Linked DNA regions of Mus musculus: regions 1 and 3 are each linked to region 2. Evidence: chromatin loops called from intact Hi-C (ENCODE). Cell type or tissue: heart. All regions are shown on one strand.

Region 1 (2,500 bases), 150 kb before region 2:
CTACAAGGCTGAAAATCTGTGTGTGTGTGTGTGTGTGTGTGTGTGTTTGTTTGTTTTTGGTTTTGGGTTTTTTTGTTTTTTGTTTTGTTTTGTTTTGGTTTTTTGGTGCATGTCTACTAAGTGTTCTACCAAATGAGCTATATACTTCCAGCTCAATTTTGGTCAATTGCTTCCTTTCAGAAACTAAGAAAGGGGCCCAGGAGATGGACCCATGAACCCATAAACAAGGACTTGTAAAATTTCTTTATAAAGAAACAATGAAAATTACATCTCCAGGATTCTAGAATGGAAAGAGGTAAAATATTTACTATTTTCCAAAAAATAATGAATTCTGAAAGGGTGGGCCTTATCCTTATTCTTATTATTTATTTGTTGGTTGGTTGGTTTGTTTTGCTTCACAAACTATGTGGTCTAGAAAAGTCTCAATAAGGTTCAGAATGTCTCATTATTCTCAACATACAATGAGAATTGCTAGAGGAATATTAACAGTATATGCCTCCCTGTCCTGTAGTATGGAATAGACAAATTAAAGTCTAAGGGATATTGGTTTTTTTTTTTTTTTTAATAGCAAAGCATGTATGGTGACTTTCATCAGCATTAAGTGTGCTAAGTGACAAGAGAAACACACCCAGGGTAAATAAGTTTATGTATGACCAAATGTGAAAGACTAATGATGCTTTAAATTATAATATATGGCTTAGAAAGTTCAGTTCCTGTAGCTCCCCAGACTTCAGTATGGGCTCCTCATTGTTTTGGGAAGACCTAGTGGACACCAATAATATTTAATACTTACGTTTGTTCTCTAAAACATAGTGTGACAATTCAATGGCTAGTCATATCTGGGAGACAAATAGATATATTACAATAAAAGATGGTGAAACCATGGAAATGGGTATAAAAATAATCCTATTTAACATCAATACTAAAGATAGGGGGATATAATCTTCAAAACACACTCATCGATACTGAGTTTAAAATTAAACTCGCATCTGCCTCCTTCAGAGCCACTCACTATAGTATGAAAAGCACCGTGAACACGGTGTTAGAGAAGAAAGAATCCACAAAATTCCTCATGTAAAGTCACGACTACGTAGTAAAAGACTACTCACTTTTCTCCAGACAGTAGAAATAAGCAAATTTCATTCATGGGTTCCGTAATCTGTAAAAGTAACAATGAGTTTTTTTTTTTAATAGAGAAAATAAAGTAACATTTACAAACAAAATTAGCACCTTTTTTTTTTTAACTTAAAAGCAACGCTCTCCAGTTCTGATTGTTTTAATCTTTAAGTCAATAGTTCCATGATAGGCAGAGCAAAGGGGAATGAAAAAAAGGCATCTGAGGAAGTAATAAAACCAAAATAAAGAGGAAAAAAGAAAAAGGAACCAGAAGGAAGCGGTTGAGAAAGAACACAGAAATCCAGGCTGTGAGAACCTATTTACGATGTAGCCACTAGATGGCACTGTAACGTTAGGTGCTGTCTCCGCTTTTTTTTCTTTCTTTTTTTTTTAAAACAAGCTATTTGCTGATTTGTATTAGGTACCATAGAGTGAGGCGAGGATGAAGCCGAGAGGATACTGCAGAGGTCTCTGGTGCATGTGTGTGTGTGTGTGCGTGTGTTTGTGTACGTGTGTTCTGCCCCTATGAGGCTGCAGCCCTTGTGAAGCACTTGGTCACCTTTTGCAAGAAGGAATCTGAATCGTTGCAACGGAAGGTGCGGACTCGTCGTGGGGAGATGTTGCTCCTCACTGCAGATGGATAATTTTCCTTTTTATCAGGTAAGCCATCTGATTATCTCATTGTGATCTTCTTTGGTGGTGAATTCTTACCTGGTAAATCCTTGGGGAGAAGAGCCCACGGAAATAAGAGTTGGGGCAGAACAGGAAGTCTATTTTTGCATGTGAATTCGGACCAACTGTCCCCCTCCTCCTCCCCTCCTCCTCCTCCCTCCTCCTCCCCTCCTCCTCTCTTCCTCCTCCTCCCCTCCCCCTCCTCCTCCTCTCAACCTTCCATGAACTGAAATCAGGTTCGTTTTGCAGTTCAGCATTTTGATAGAAGGATGAGATTCTTTGGCCTAAAATAACTTGGCATCGGGCCAGCTCTTGCCTTTGCTTGCCTGCATCCTCCTAGGCAAGGTCTTGTCTTGAAGCCCCCTCTGTCATTGGTGCTTTGGAACTGGATTCGATGGCTGTGAATAGAGGTCATATCGCTCCTAAAGATGATGCAAAAATTAGACCTCACAGAGGAAGCAAGAAGGCAGCGGGGCTGCTCCTGGATCCTAGCATTGCAGGGGAGGCAGCTTCTTTGGGCAGAGGCTTGACTCTTGGAAAGGAGTGCCTCCTCCCCAGGACCAGAAGGGACAGATGCTGTTTCCCCCCTGACTCTTCCTTAACTACACTTGCAAATGAACTTTAGCAAAGTGATAAAGAGTCCCGGGTTTCAGACAATGCCGGGTGGGAAGGACTGACTTACTTTTAATTAGACAGAGGTCACCAACGGCAA
Region 2 (2,500 bases):
ATTTATCTAACAAGAACATTTTGTTCTTTTAAAGATGGTGTGTCTTTCCAGTTGTCTATCTTGAACTCATGGGCTCAAGTGCCCATTCTGCCATGGTTTCCTCTGTAATTGGGACTAAAGATGTGTACCCCTGGCTCTCAACACTAATTCTCACTCAGTATCATAAGGCCCTTTCTGTCCCAAGACTCCACTGAAACTCAAAAGGCTTATATGATGCTCAAAAATGTGGAAACTGGTGGTTTTCACTGGGATACAGTGCGATATTTCAGTGCACACATACAAAGAGCAGGGGTCACATTGGAATAATTAGCATCCCCACTGCTTTGTCATGACCTTAAGTACCTCTCTTCTTGATAAGATAGAATTCTAGAACTGTCTACATCATTCTGCCTGTTTTTTTTTAATTGAAATGGATTCTTCTCTCATCCCAACCACAGTTCCCCCACCCCACTCTTCCTAGCTTTTCACCACATCCGCTTCTCCATTCCTTTAGATCCATTCCCCCTCCCTCTCCTCTTCAGAAAGAAGTAGGCTTCTAAGAGATGACAGCCAAACAGGACCAAAATACAGTAAGACAAGGTAAAAGATCTCATACGGAGGATGGAGAAAGCAACCCGATTGAAGGAAGAGTCCTAAGAGCAGGCAGGAGGCCCACTAAAACATCAGTATAACGGCCACAGCTGCCTGCAGTCCTTTAAAGAATACAAGCAGAAACAAATTAGTGTGTCTAGATGCCCCTCTCAGTCAGCTTGCTGGATCTCATGATAAATACACTGGTGAAGATCTTCTAAGGAAGGCTGCCAGGAAGCAAACAGAAAAGCAAAAAGAAAAGCAAACAGCAAGTCCATGGTCCCAATGTCTTCTTCAAGGTCACGTGAGAATCTTCTAAAGTCCTTTCATTTGGCCTCATCTATCAAAGGTTCCACCACTCCCAACAGCACACGGGCTGGGGAACATTCAGCACGTGTGTCTTTGAGGGACAGTTTAGATCCAAACTACAGCAAACACTTAAGAAATAGAAATCTAAAAGAGGTAACCACATATTTTTAAATAAGACTTTGGGGGTGGAAATCTGGCGGAGCAGTTTAATAAGCACTCGAATAGCAAAATTACAGCAGCGCCTGAAAAGATTTAGAACAAGCCCAAGCCAGGCTTCAAGGTTTTTGCCGAACTGTGATTTTTCTGCGCCACCTTGTGGCCCAGACACGATTACTACACGTGTCAGGTAAATCATTTTCCCTGGTCAAGTACTAAGCCGCATTGCGCAAATCGGCTTCCACAAAAAATGCTGAGAAAATGGAGTCGGCCTTTGTTTGCAGGGATGAAAAGCGGCATGGCTCTCCCTCCTATTTGCTGCTTCATCATCTTTATTCTTTAATCTCATATCTCTTGCTCCACCCAATCCCTCCTCCTCGCGCCGTTTCCAGGCTGGACCTCCCTCCTCTAGCCCCACAACTCGGCAGCACTCAATGCTCAGCGGATTCCAGCCCCAGTCGCCCTCGCGGTCCTCCCTCGGGGTTCCCTCCTCGCCTGCTCCGGTGGCCCCCTCCTTCCTAGTCCTACAACTAAGCTCCGCCCCCTCACGCCGACAACCAATGGAGATCGGGCCACGCCCCTCGTGCTGCACGCCGCGTCCCTTAGGGTTTGAGGGCCCGGGAAGTGGGTCTGAACCCCTAACCCTGCGGCGGGCAGCGGTGGGCACCCTCCGGGTAGCCGGCGGCCATGGACTCCCAGGGGCTGAAGGTGAGCGGGCGGCGCGGGGCGTGGGCAGGGCGAGTGGACTGCGAGGTACAGGGTGGCTCGGGCAGCTGATGGTGAGAGCCTGCGGCCTTGGCGGAGATGCTGCGCCCCCCGCCGGGATGATCCCGAGGGCTCAACCACTGCCTTGCGGTTAACGGCCAGCCCCCAGCCTCCTGCTTATGTTGGCTTTGGACTTCTCCTGGGAAAGCCTGCTTAGTCTCCAAGTGTGATTTCTAGGGACTTAGCGAGCTAATGTCCTCTACCCGGCACTCACCTTTGCAAGCGGTTAACGAAAGTCCTTTAAAAGGAGGAGTATTATAGATTATGAAAATGGTCTTCCCATAGTTGCACTCAGCATATATTTCAGAAATGGTGAAAAACAAGGACAAGGTTTGGAAGCCTTTCGCGATCATTCCCCTCCCCTCCCCTCGCATCCCCTCCCCTCCCCTCTGTCCACTTTGGGACCTGTTCAGTATTTGTGGAGCGCTTTTTCTTGGGTGACTCCCGGAAGTTGGAGCTAGCTGAACAGACTCCTGGACATGAGATTTACTCATTCAAAAATCCAACACTGGAAAAAGTTCTTAGTACATTTAGCAAGCATTGGTTGACTGCCTTCTGTGTGTTTTGCACTATTTTCTAAGTACTTGCAATACTGCAGTAAAGGTGCTTAGTCTTGCAACTTTCACTTGATTTATGAGGGCTGACCCCACAAGCTATTAAACACATGAATGTCATGAGAACTACTGATTATATTCAGAGG
Region 3 (2,500 bases), 540 kb before region 2:
GAGCACGTGTGATGTTTATAATGGATCTCTGTTATTTCTAATGTTCCTTATTGCAAATTTCTCCAGAGTTGAAATGCGACAAAGCTGATGTTGCCTTGAGATCACTGTTGGCTCTAAGAGTACAGCAGAATCTTCTTCTTGTTGTGTTCCATGCTATGATTTGAAAGGAGAGGGAAAGGGCACGTGTTTCAGATTTTCTTAGATGTTTTCATAAACTAAGTATAGAGATAAATCTATGTCAAGTGGAGTAGGCTCAGCGGGAGCCTGATATTTGAGAGGAAATTAGTTTTACTGTGTCTATGAAGTTGTTTCTGAGGGAGGTTAACTTAGAAAATTATCTTCCCTAGTCTATAGAGCTCTCATCTAAAGTGTTGAAGGATGAACAAGGGAAAACTGCCTACCCTCTATCTTCGAATAGGCTGAAAGGATGAATATCTTGAGCTGACACAATCGGCTTCTCCTGCCTGCCATTAGTGTTGGATTCAGACTGGAAAATCAACCCCCGGATCTCTAGCTTACCTACAGAAATCACAAGACCTGCCCTCCTGCTTTATTTAATTTTTTGCTTAGTTTAAAACTACAGTTTTGCTATGTAACCCAGGCTAGCCTTAAAATCATTTTTGCATCAACCTCTTTAGTGCTAGAATTAAAGGCACTTATGCCATATCATGCTTTAACGTGAAATGGGTTTTTTTTTTTCAGTGTTGGGTATTGAACTCAGGCCTTTGTGCATACTAGACAAATTTTTAACACCAACCTGAATCAATGTCTCCAGACCAGACCGTTAATTTTCAATTGGAATAATTTCAAATACATAAGTCAAAGACTGAAAAAGCTTAGTTATTATTATTATTATTATTCTCCAAAAATTTGCAACTACAGTTCAAATAAATCTGACTTCTATCCCCAAATTATGTGACAGTCGTTGTTCTGTGTGGCATGCAAGGTTATATTCAAACACCAGGGGGCAGTAGAGTATTTTCTTCTTTTCAATACAACCTCTAGGAATTCTTAATTTGAAAATTTCAATCACTCACATTTAGTAAATGCCACTGTATGCAAATCCTTGGAGACAATGTTGAGGAAATTCATTAATAAATAATATGTATCCATCAGAGGCATTTAAAATGCATTAAATTCGAGTGCACTATACTGCAAGTGATCCATAGCTACACACGGTTGCTAATTACCCTGTTAGTCAGACATTTCCATCATTGCAGAATGTTCTTTTGGATACCACAGGCAAAGGTAATGCAAAACCATATCTTCTGTGAAGATGTGCTAGAGAGATTGAATCAGAAAAGTGTGGTGTCAGCAAACACAAGGGCAAGGTTTCAAGGAAGAAGTGATTCGAAAGTGCTGTGTTCTGACATTCAGGGAATAGTCTTCTACACATTGTACAAAGTCTCCATGTTTCTAGTATTTTATAATAGGATGTTATAAACTACAGAGGGACCGACATTTCATGTAAACGGAGTACTAAATTTTAAGACATCAACTAATTAATTATAGCCATTTTCAATTTTAAATTTTGTTGTTTAAAGTGTGAAGATTCTAACATAAAAGACAAACCAGGAGGACACGTTATGATGGTGTCAGCTGCTACTAGGTACCCCTGCGGGGCATGTGATGTCTGCAAGATGGTCTTATAGTTGGCCCTGACAGGATCATTTAAGGTAAGAGAAAAAAAAATCTAAGGTCAAATTTTGCAGAAACATGAAAGAGTGAATGGATTAAAAATATCACACAGAAGCCATTTAAGAACACAGTAGGGAAATAAAAGAGATACAAGAAAAGAAGGAGTCCAAGGAAGATCAGAGTTGGTTTCATTGCAACACCCCTCAAGCAATTGGTTCACAACCCTTAGGAAACCAAGTATTCCGTGTTCTGCGTTTGCTCACCTGTGCCCCTTTTCTGTAAAACTCGTGCATAGCATATCTACACTAATATGGAAGAATTTGGAAATCGAGACTAAGAAGTGAGAAGTGAGCTAAGCTAATGCCCCAGAAAACACATAAAGAAAGGTTCTGTGGATGGTCCACAGTCCTGCTCACTAAATAGAAGGTTGGGGAGAAACCCTGAGCCATCAGTCCAGAAGAGTCTGCAACTTCCTTCTCAGAGCTGTGAATTTCTTCTCCATTTCATGCTGTGCTGTCCACACACCACTGCTAAGGAAATATCTACATTGAAGAATAGTGTGTCTGTTACAACCTAGGTTATATACTAACTTACCAACACTTATTAACTGGGCCACTATGAGCTCATAGAGCTCAGAACTTTTAAAGTTATTCTTGCACGTTGCTTATTTGTACCAAGATCAGAAGTATTCAGAAAGGCTGAGCCGCAGCATTACTCAAACGATTTTTAAATATTTAGTACATCTGGGAATCTTCTTTATCTTTGCTATTCGTGATACATAATTTATTTCGCCCCTTTCTCCCGTATATTCTCTTTGTACTTTGCAATAAGCAGTCACCGTTCCAAGGAAGCTTGTTTATTT

Evidence for each region. Peaks named below come from ENCODE experiments on the same cell type or tissue, not always from the same donor. Only the 100,000 strongest peaks of a DNase experiment are listed, where the experiment ranks them.
Region 1: it touches region 2 in a loop (8-fold over the local background); 25 of 42 quality-filtered maps call a loop at or near these places.
Region 3: a loop joins it to region 2, with 12 times the contacts of the local background. A loop is called at or near these places in 12 of 42 quality-filtered maps.

What each region holds. Positions count from the first base shown.
Region 1 is chr2:66,409,138-66,411,637 of GRCm38, reverse strand. All of the region lies in intron 1 of Scn1a (sodium channel, voltage-gated, type I, alpha), which reads left to right. Among named protein-coding and RNA genes, the nearest start is that of Gm13630, 2.3 kb to the left of the region's middle. In heart, a CTCF peak has its summit at 1,448 (motif pointing right); no DNase peak of the experiment used is centred here; H3K4me3 peaks cover 1,139 bases.
Region 2 is chr2:66,255,757-66,258,256 of GRCm38, reverse strand. Ttc21b (tetratricopeptide repeat domain 21B) reads left to right here and starts at 1,640. Exons shown (of 29, transcript NM_001047604.2): 1 at 1,640-1,743. The coding sequence starts at 1,723. In heart, a CTCF peak has its summit at 1,196 (motif pointing left); a DNase peak (open chromatin) is centred at 1,556; H3K4me3 peaks cover 1,756 bases; H3K27ac peaks cover 1,060 bases.
Region 3 is chr2:66,798,518-66,801,017 of GRCm38, reverse strand. No RefSeq gene overlaps it. Among named protein-coding and RNA genes, the nearest start is that of Scn7a, 15 kb to the right of the region's middle. In heart, a CTCF peak has its summit at 959 (motif pointing right); no DNase peak of the experiment used is centred here.